2 separate regions of the Homo sapiens genome follow, and region 2 is linked to region 1. The links are chromatin loops, found by intact Hi-C in ENCODE. Cell type or tissue: mammary epithelial cell. All regions are shown on one strand. Links, peaks and the distances in the headings refer to the core of each region. The heading gives the core; the rest is flanking DNA. Region 1 overlaps MYO1B (myosin IB). Region 2 has its middle 21 kb from the start of STAT4.

Region 1 (5,387 bases), core at 94-5,093:
GATTTGTTCCTAAATTAGCAGTGGGTTATATTAGCTTTGAACTAATGGGGTATTTAGTATGAATTATTTATGGAGGCATGTTGTTTTGCATCGTGGTTATATAAACTGTGTCTTTCTTAGTTACATTTAAACAAATGTATAAAAATAAGGGCTTAGTCTGCTGTTCTCTAAGAAGTACACTGAGTTAACATTTTGAGATGAACTAGAAAACTCACAAAATCTTTCTTTGGCAGGGCAAATATATGGATATTGAATTTGACTTTAAAGGCGATCCACTAGGAGGAGTAATAAGTAACTGTGAGTATTTTTCTTCAGTCCTTGTAAAGAAGTTCAGAATACTAAAACATATATTTATAGTAGAATAGTTTAGATACTTGTGTCTTTGAGGCATAAGAATATGTTTCCTTGCTTTATATTTAGACTTTAAGCTTTGCATTTCAGATTGTTTTATAATAGAATGTAATTTATAAATCTTTTTAAAGATCACTTAACATCTTTACCTTGGAAAAACTTTTTAGAAGTTTGCTAAATAAATATTTGCGCTACTGTTTTTTATATTCTATAGGTCTTTTTAAAATCCTATAGGTCTTTAAGGCAATCCAGTATGAAAAAAAGATCCTCTAAGGGTTATTTTCTTTAACAAAATGCTTATGATAAAAAAAATATAAATAATTGGTTTTAAATTATAACTTTTGAAGTAATATTTATTCAATAAAAGGAGTAGACCTGTACTTCAGTCTTATTTTGAGAAATGTTGCTTCTCTTCCAGTGTATTTAAGTGATTGGAATGTGATACACTTGTTAGGTAAAACAGATTTTTTAACCTTCTTTAGACATGATTTGTGACTGTGGAAGTGAAATATTTTATGTGAAAAGTTAAAAAAAAAAAACAAAAAAAACACAATCAGATGAGGTCTGCTCATTCTAGCCCAGGTGCAGAGTTTTCTAAAGTGGGTGTATGAGTGCCACACGGGGTTTTCAGTGTCTCTTGTAAAAATGACAGTGCTGTCAGTGCTTTGGAGTTGTGGCACCCACAGCACAACCCTGATGTCCCTGCTCCTCTTGACTCGTGGTTGATTAGTTTGGAAAATGTAAGATGATGACTCAGGGCTTTGTGCACCTCAGCCACAGTCTGGTTATCCTCTGAGTCCTCTGGGTTTTTTGAGGACCATAGAACTGAACCTTCTCCTGCCCTTGCCTGCCTCACCATCCCATGGTGCTATTGGGATTGTTAGAATGAAAAAATTTATGTTTAGACCTAAAAAAAAAAAAAAAGAAAGTTGACTGAAGTATCCAAAGTGTGCTCATTTATTTTTCTTATAACAGTGGCATTTCGTCTTCAAAGGAAATGTTATGCTGAACCCCAAAGAAGGTACCGGGGTAAAATGAGACCTGATCTGGTTGAAGAGGAGATGGGTAGCCCAGAATCCCGGCACTCTCAGATGCCACTGAGATCTTCCTGACTAGCCCTAGCAGAAGAATGCCATTTGAAAATTATTATTTAGTAATTTGGTCAAACTATGCAGCTGATTTAAAAAAAAAATTAAATCATGATTCAGAGAGTAACCATCTAGGGCTAGAGGTTTCTCATCTTTAAAATGATAGGATTGAATTGGATGAATTCCATGGTTCTTCCCATTTCCAGCATTCTGTAGTTCTTAAATAATTTAACTTCTGGCTGGGCGCAATGGCTCATGCCTGTAATCCCAGCACTTTGGGAGACTGAGGCAGGGGGATCACCTGAGCTCATCAGTTTGAGACCAGCCTGGCCAACATGTGAAACCCCCCGTCTCTACCAAAAATACAAAAGTTAGCCGGATGTGATGGCGCATGCCTGTGGTTCCAGCTCAGGAGATTGACTTAGGAAAATCACTTGAGCCTGGGAGCTGGAGGTTACAGTGAGCCAAGATTGAGCCACTGCGCTCCAACCTGGGTGACAGAGTGAGACCCCATCTCAAAAATAAATAAATAAATAAATAAGTTTCCATTTTAGTTTGCCCACCTACACACTTTTGTATGCCATGTGTTCGGATTGTCCATATTTATAAGAATGTTTAATTATTAGAGAAATGCCTTGAAGAGAAAGTTTTAATATGAATTGAAGTTGAATGGGATAGTGCTACCTAAGTTAAATGATTTCATACACAAAATATGGGAGTAAAAGTACTCATGCAAACCACATACGATGTAACCAAAGGCAAGTGATTATAACCCCTGCCAAACTTGTTAGGAAGACTCTTTTTACAATATATGGCAGCTGATCAGAGCTATCCAGCTAGTGGTTTGCCTCAGTTTTAAGATCACCATTTTAAGGAATGATTAATATTTATTCTGAATGATATTCATGAGCCTTTAGTGCTTTCTTTTTACAAGACAAATTAACTCTAGCTATAAAATTAATAAAACACTGTTTTTAAAAATGAGAGTAGGTTTACTATTTCCATTACAGAACTTATAGCTGAACATTTTGGAATGATTTAATCAATATTACTCGAGGATTTTAGGAAAATAATTCAGGATGATTTTATTATTATAAGGATTAGAAAATAACTTCAGTTTTAAATTTTGAAGTTTAAGTTCTAAGCACAAATGTCTTCTTGTCCCCTGATTCTTGCAGTATCCATGGAGAATAAATATTAAACACTCAGTTCTTTTCCAATTAAGATTAATATATCTTCATGAATGGAGTTCATATGGTGTTTGTTACCATTTGTTCCCACAGTGAAATTATATTGAAATTTGTGGTAGTGAGAACACCCTGGTATTTAAGAGTATCCTTTGCTTTGGAGAGAAAAGGAATACATTAGTGGTAAGAGCAGGAAATTTCATCCTGTATAGAGAACTGACTCATCGGTGGTCACTGGGAGTTGCTGCCTTCTGGCAGAAGGGAGTTTAAAGCAATGGATAAACCAACTGGTGTTCTCTCCAAACTAAAGAAGCTAAAAGTTAGCTTCTTGTAGCGTAGAAAAGAAGACAAAATTTGCCATTTTGTAGGAAGTATATTTTGCCTCCTTTTCCAGCAGCTGCTTAGTGAAAGCATAGATTGTCATTGGCTAAAACTCTTAACCTTGAAAAAGGCACAATATCCCTTGAGCCAATTGTGTACCCAGGAAGTGGAAAGGAAAGCCCGGTAACTCCTCTCTCTTTTTCTAAAAGAGACAAATTAAGTCTGGGACTCACTTGAAAACTACATATCCCTGAGGTTAGTGTCATTAAGAGAGGTATTAAAATAGAAGATGGTAAAACATTTGTTTCAATAGAGAAGATAAAATATAGAAGCACATCCAAATGTTTAGGTGATGTTAAATAATATTTCTCCTAGTTTGTTAAGGTTTGTTGGTCTGATAACATTTATGTTTTTGTATTTGGGGATTTTGCATCTAGTGTTATGAACTGGAAGCTTTTGGAAACTAGTTTTTAAAATTAACATCACAGGCATTTGGTGGCAGTTTAGACAGTGGAGAACATATGGTACAAGTCGCAAGGGATTCTGTCTTCTAGAAGAAGAATAGCACAGAGAAATATACGCTATGAAGAAACTATTATTTCAGATGTGCATACACCTGAGCGAACTATGGACTAGACAGGTCGTCTTGTTCACATTACCTTATCAAGAGTCTAGTGTAATACCTGACACAGCAGGTGTGTAAGTGCAAATACGGGCAGGCTCTTTTTTCCTTATCCATTATTTGGGGCATACCCGTGAGCCTACTTTTGCAACTCTTGTTGGTTTATCATGTGGTTTCCAGTGTCTAAACAAAAGACGGCAAATTACTTCATTCTCTGTGCCTCCATTTCTTCACTTTGAAATGAGAATAACAATAGGACTGATTGCATAGGTTGTCCTGAGGTATAAATTATGTATTAGTATCTAAAGCACTTGTAATAGTGCCTGGTACATAGTGAGCACTCAATAAATATTTGCTTTTTTCACTATAGTTATTTGTTTATTGTCTCTAGCCTTTCACCAAATACATGCTCTATAAGGATAGAGCCTTAGTCTGGTTCATTACTGAGTGACCAGCAACTAAAATAGTGTCAAACATAGGCTGGGTGCCATGGCTCATGCCTGTAATCGCAGCACTTTGGGAGGCCGAGGCAGGCGGATCACGAGGTCAGGAGTTCAAGACCAGCCTGATCAACATGGTGAAACCCCGTCTCTCCTAAAAATACAAAAATTAGCTGGGTGTGGTGGCACACACCTGTAATCCCAGCCACTCGGGAGGCTGAGGCAGTAGGATCACTTGAACCTGGGAGGCAGAGTTTGCAGTGAGACGAGATTGCACCACTGCATTCCAGCCTGGGTGATAGAGCAAGACTCCGTCTTAAATAATAATAATAATAATAATAATAATAATAATAATAATAATGTCGAACACCTTATATATATTTGTTGAATGAATGAATGATCACAAAAGTAATTATGTACAGTTAAGAGTTTTGTTGAGAAATAAAGCTTCTGCTTTATTGGAAAATTTTGTCTGAATATTCTGTGCTAATCATTTAAAAATACTTCTAAATGAATGCTTTTCCTAAATCCCAGAAAGTCAAACAAAATTATTGGTAGTCAGAGTTCTCTTGTTCCTGACTTTGTTCAGCTTGAAAAAAAGAAATTCTGCTAATTATGAATGGAGGCAAATGCTGTGATTTGTCTATGTTCCAGTTATTCTTGCTGCACTGCCTGACAACCCCCCGCCCCCTACAACCTCAAACTTAGTAGCAGAGTACAACAAGTTTGGGTGTTTCACAGTATTACAACTAGGTTCTGAGAGGAAAGTAACATCCTGGCAACCAGTGTTCCAAGAGGTTGAGGAGGAAGCCTGAAGTAGCCTAGGAAAGCATATGGCATGTCACTTCTGCTGTACTCTATGTAGTCACAGTGGGCACCAGCTTGCACAGTTTCAGGGGCAGGGACACAGATCATACCTCTCGAAAGAGTGTCAAATAATTGGTAATCATTTTATTTTAGACAGCCACTGTCTGATAGATTGTTTCCAGAAATGGCACAATAATTTCTGACCCTGTGTCGACAGCCTTGATTAATCCCCTCTCTCATTGATTCAAAGCTTGACTGGGAGATTTATTTTGATCAATGGAACAATTAGCAACTACAGCACAACCAGATACTTGAGGATTGTTTATATATTGGAGTTTGTCCTCTCTTGCTGATCTTGGGAATTCACTATCACCATCATGTGAATGAGCTTGGGTTAGCTGCTGGATGAGGAGAGACACATGGAATGAACTGCTAGACATATGAGTGAGGACATCTTAGCCCAGACGGCTGCCAGCCAGTCGCCAGCAGACAACCAACCCATGAGCAAGCCCAGCAGAGATGAGCCAAGCTGGCTCAGGCCAGAAATATCCAGCTGGCGCCCACAATCGTG
Region 2 (5,387 bases), core at 182-5,181, 180 kb before region 1:
ACATCCAATTTAGATACATTTTAAGCAGTTACTAAATAATTCCCTTACAGCTATATAGGGGTGCCTATAAGATGAGTCAATGGGTGGTTTATTTAGTCATCTATTTATTCAGCAAGTTATAGAGTGCCAACATTGAACAATGAGCCATCATAGGTTAAAATCAGGTAAAATACCAGCTTGTGCAAGAGGTGTGCCTGCCATCACATTTGAACCCAATTGCTGGAAGAGACAAGTCACAGTATGGAACATAAATACCTCAATACAAGGTAATTTATGAATCATATTAGGTAATTTGAACAAACTAAGAAAGACTGAGTGAAGAAGATGGACCCTAAAAGAACGGTTAGGATTTTTGATAAGGACTAGAGGAATATATAAGTGAAGAGAAAGACATAAGTACGGGCTGAATAGGCAGGGAAACCCAGTGTGTATTCAGGGAAGGTCAAACAGAACATATTGGCAGGAGCAGAAGCTTCATACTGGAAAATAGAAGCAGGTAAAGCTGGTGATGCGTGGAAGTGCTGTGGTGTTTTAAATGCGAGGTGCCTGAGTTTGAAGTATTTCTACGATTCAATTGCCACTCCCTTGTCATTCTTAGCCACTCCAGCCTATCCTCAAGCTGCTGCCAACATGATTCCTCTAAAAGATAAAGTTAACACATAACTCCTCTGTTGAGGATTTCTCAGTGGATTTTAGAAGGGTATGGGTCCCTAAGCCCACTCAAGTATGGGGGTCTATGAGACTGTTCAGAACTGAGCACCAAGACACAGGTTCCCTCTGGCTGAGCTCAGCTTGGAGGGTCACCACTGGCCCTGCCTGGTCTCATAGGGAGCTGGATAAACAAGAGCCCTCTTTGATCCAAGCAATGGTCTCAGACAGAGGTGAAATTGCACCTGGCAACCCATTATGCGATGGCAAATAATGGCAAACAGGCTGAGAGATCTCTGGGTTCTGATTAAATTCCAGGACACTTACACAGTGGAATTTGATGTTACTGGCTTACTAAACTCAAACAAACTTTCAAATTCACTGTGTAAATGCATTTAATTTCAGCAAAACAGCATCCATTATCTTAAGTTTACATTCAAATATTATAGATTATATTTTTGTTTTAATTTTATTTTAAAAATTAGTGCTGTGTATGGTGGAAAGTAGGAATATAGATATAGATATCATACGGCATTATCTAATTTAGTTTTAAAATGATCCCTGCAGCGTAGTTATTATTATCCCATATTATAGATGAGGAAATTGAGGGTTAGAGGGTTCAATAACTTATGCAAATTCAAACAGCAATTAAGTAGCAAATTAGGGATTTTAAACCAGTTCTATTCAATGCCACTTCTTCTGCACATGCACATTCAGATGTCATCTTCAGAGACATCAAAGTAGAATTTGTAAATGACAGAAGCTGAGAAGTGCAAGGACCCAGACTCATCTACAATATCTACTTCCTGGCCGTGACTCATCAGAGGAAAACTACGAATTATGGTTTTACTAAATCAAGGAGTTATATTCGATGACTTTTCAAATCTTCTCTCATCCCCTTGAGTCTATGATCCCTTATCAAATTTCTACTGCTCCCTAAACATTTCAGATTTCAAGAGCTCAGTTGAATCAATGAGGAACTCTTACCCATATTGAAGGAAATGTCTTTTATAGTGATATGTTCCTGTTTCCCTAAAACACCACGAGCAAACTTCAAATACCATTCCAACTTTTGCCCTTTTTTTTTTGTCCACACCTCTTTCAAAAATAAGTAACAGCATTAACAAAAACCAACAAAATTTGGCCCTAGCCCATCTGAAGTATCAGCCAGATTTGCATTTAGTTCCCCAGACCAAAGTAGGAGAAGCAGTTAGCTGGTTACAAGCCCTTCACAGTGCTAAAGAACAATGAATGGAGGGCTTCAAAATCAAAACCATACGTTTGGTAGGAAACAGCTCCAACTGGTGCTTGATTACTAACTAGGCGTTCTGCTTCTAACATGATTAGGACAAACACAGAAAACCCTGTAGGGTTTGAACTGATGGACTGATGTTTCCCTCCCAGGAAGAAAAAGAGCAGTATCCAATGGCATTGAATCACTGTGATTCTGGATACCTTCAAAAGCCAGGGCTTTGAGGGGGTTCTCATTTCTATGCCACACAGTGAGCCCTTCTCTTTCTCAGGAATCCTCTCCAGAGAGAGAGGCTTTGTGTAGAATTTTCCTGAATGCAATGAATGTCAGCACATTCCCAGCTAGAATGTGCATTCTATTCTTATCAAGTGAAACTGACCTCCCTGCCCCAGCATGCTCTCCTTGTTCAACATGATGATTAATTTCAATGATGCAGGTTTCTAGATGAATTGCACTAGAATTTGCATCCACTCCAGATGGCAAATATGTACCTCTGGAATCTCCTCACCCTTAGGAAAGAGGTCATGTGCTAGCTTGCAAGAATGAGGATTTTTAAAATAGTTGGCTTACAATCAAATCTGTGTCCCACAAAATGCTCTGTCCAGACTAGCCTCTCTCCTTTTAGTTGGCAGCGATCCTCTCCTTCCTACTCATTTTCCATCTGATACCATGTGACTCAAGTAGGAGTCACAACCAAAATGAATTTTTTTTACTGCAAAATTCAAGATTTTACAGTATTTTTTCAGCCAATGGAAGCAACCAGGATTCATAAGAGTCTGCAAGTTGATGTTCAATAGGCCCCTGAATCATGCTTATTCACAGATTTCCAAGTTAATTGCCCTGATACATGCTACTGAGCTTCTTCTAGTGAACAAAAATCTTACTCCATTAGTCATCACTGTCAAAAGGAATACAGTACGCAAAATAAAAGCTGGTCCTCTTTTTGTGTGCATTTCTGCATCAGAGTGATTGTTTCAACATTGATTAAATACAGATTTCCCCCCAAAGCTTTGTTGGAAGCGCTAAGTGGTTCAGGTGATGGAAAGTGAGTTAATTCATGTGCTCCCCTAAGTATTTTTTATTGAGGCATTTTCTTAGGATTCAAAGCAAAAAGGAAGGAAATTGCTCTTATGTGTATCAAGGAAGTCCAAATACTCACATGGACAAATAGCTGCCCCACTTCATTCGCCCTTCTTTGCATCCCAGAACTGTCACCTCCAGGAGCCTCTGCTGAGGTTACCATGGAGCTGTGGGGAAAATTTTGTTTGGAGCTTTCAGAGGATCTGTGGGGATAAACGTGGATGAAGACAAAAACCTGAAAATCTAGGGGCTGGCTCTGGGTTGGGGCAGAATCATAAGAGCTGGCCCACCCACCCAGCAGTGTCCTGGCTCCCTCATTACCTGAAATTCCACAAATTTAGTTCAAGACAACGCACATTTGCTGTGTCCTGGGAATTCTGAGATAACTAAAAAAAAAGCTCACGGTATAATGGGAAAGGTAGGAACTTTGTTATAAGATAACTCTGCCTGAAAGAGGTGAAAAGGCATTACTGAGGTATTTTTGAGCCAGATTTTGAAGGCAGGATGGAAGATTGCCAAATGCAGAAGAGAAAGCCAAGGGAATCCCATTTACAAAGGTCAGGGCCTGATTTGCTGTGGCAGAAGAATGGGATCTGGAGGAACCTAGCACTCACAGGAGAGGAGATGAGGCAGGTTTCGCCAGGCCCGAAGACGTGGCCACCAAAGTGTAAGATAGTGTGATCTGCAACAGTGCTGGAAATAGACTGGGGTAGGGAGAGACCAGTTGTGAGGTTTTTGCCATAGTCCCAGCAAGTACTTATGAAGATCTGGACGGCAGTGACAGCAGGACTTAAAAAAAAAAAAAATCACATCTTAGAAATTTTTTTTTCTTTTTTTTTTTGAGATGGAGTCTCTGTCTCACAGGCTGGAGTGCAGTGGCTCAATCTCACTGCAACCTCTGCTTCCTGCCAGAGTGGCTCACTGCAATCTCTGCCTCCTGCCAGGTTCAAGCTATTCTCCTGCCTCAGCCTCCTGAGTAGCTGGAATTATAGGTGCTTGCCACCACGCCCAGCTAATTTTTTGTGTTTTTAGTAGCGATGGGGTTTTACCATGTTGGCCAGGCTGGTCTTGAGCTCCTGAACTCAGGTGATCCTCCTGCCTCAGCCTCCCAAAGTGCTGGGATTACAGGCATAAGCCACCGTGCCCAGCCCTTAAAGACATCTTTGGAAGGTAGAATTGACAACATTGGATGTGGGTGATAAGGGAGATGTCTGCAGAGGTTTCTAGTTTGGGGGATTAAGCTGATGGTGGCAGTTCTGAGTGAGGTTTCTATCTACCTCTATCTCTTCATCTGTCTGCTTCTCTCTCGGTCTCTTTCTCTGCCTCTATTTTTTCTATTTCTGTTTTTCTCTGAGACATTCTATACCTGTCTTTTGTCTCTTGCTTTTTTATGTTATCAGCTTCGTTCTACACATCAGTTCCATTCTCCTCTCTATAATGACCAACTTCTTCTGCCCCCTGGTAACTCAAGATGACACATGCCTTTGACTTTCCATAGCTTTCATTCCCTTGAAATTCTCTCACTTCCCATTCCACTGTTCATTATAAAGTTCGTTCCATATTTTTCTGTTCAAATTTCCAATAAAGAGAATCTAATGAGAGGCAGCATCTGGCTCCCACTGTCATGGCTATTGCAGTACATTGAGCTCCATAGAAATAGTGCTGGGGAAAGTGAGAATTGATAAGCACTGGGCCACTCTGTTGGTGGCTAAGGAAAAATTACTAAACATGCGCAAAGGAGATCCTAAGAGGCCATGGGGCAACATGTCATCATATGCATTCTCTGTATAGACTTGCTGGGAGGAAGCACAAGAAGCAGCATCCAGCTCCTTCGGTCAGCTTCTCAGAGTTGTCTCAGGAGTGCTCAGGGAGGTGGAAGGCCATTTCTGCTAAAGAGAAAGGAAAATTTGAAGACATGGCAAAGGCAGACAAAACCTGTTATGAAAGACAAATGAAAACCTAATCCCTCCTAAAGGGGAAACAAAAGAGGAGTTTAAGGAAACCAGTGCACCCAAGAGGCCTCTTTTGGGCTTTTTCTTGTTCTGTTCTGAGTATCACCAAGATCAAAGGAGAATATCCTGGCCTACCCATTGATGACATAGCAAAGAAACTGGGAGAGATGTTAATAACACTGCTGCAGATGGCAAGCAGCCTTATGAAAAGAAGGCTGCTAAGCTGAAGGAAATATGCGAAAAGGATATTGCTGCATACCGAGCTAAAGAAAAGCCTGATACAGCAAAAAAGCGAGCCATGAAGGCTGAAAAAAAGCAAGACAATGAAGGAAGAATAGGAAGATGAGGAAAATGAAGAAATGGTGAAGAAGAAGAAGATGATGTTGAATAAGTTGGTTCTAGCACAGTTTCTTTTCCTTGTCTATAAAGCATTTAACCCTCCCATACAACTCACT

Evidence for each region. Peaks named below come from ENCODE experiments on the same cell type or tissue, not always from the same donor. Only the 100,000 strongest peaks of a DNase experiment are listed, where the experiment ranks them.
Region 2: a loop joins it to region 1, with 5 times the contacts of the local background. A loop is called at or near these places in 12 of 110 quality-filtered maps.

Annotation. Positions count from the first base shown.
Region 1 is chr2:191,349,929-191,355,315 of GRCh38, forward strand. It overlaps MYO1B (myosin IB), which reads left to right. Exons shown (of 31, transcript NM_001130158.3): 7 at 234-297. Among named protein-coding and RNA genes, the nearest start is that of MYO1B-AS1, 110 kb to the left of the region's middle. In mammary epithelial cell, for the core only: no CTCF peak of the experiment used is centred there; a DNase peak (open chromatin) is centred at 2,853; H3K27ac peaks cover 1,266 bases.
Region 2 is chr2:191,169,525-191,174,911 of GRCh38, forward strand. It overlaps the pseudogene HMGB1P27. Among named protein-coding and RNA genes, the nearest start is that of STAT4, 21 kb to the left of the region's middle. In mammary epithelial cell, for the core only: no CTCF peak of the experiment used is centred there; a DNase peak (open chromatin) is centred at 2,607; H3K27ac peaks cover 4,566 bases.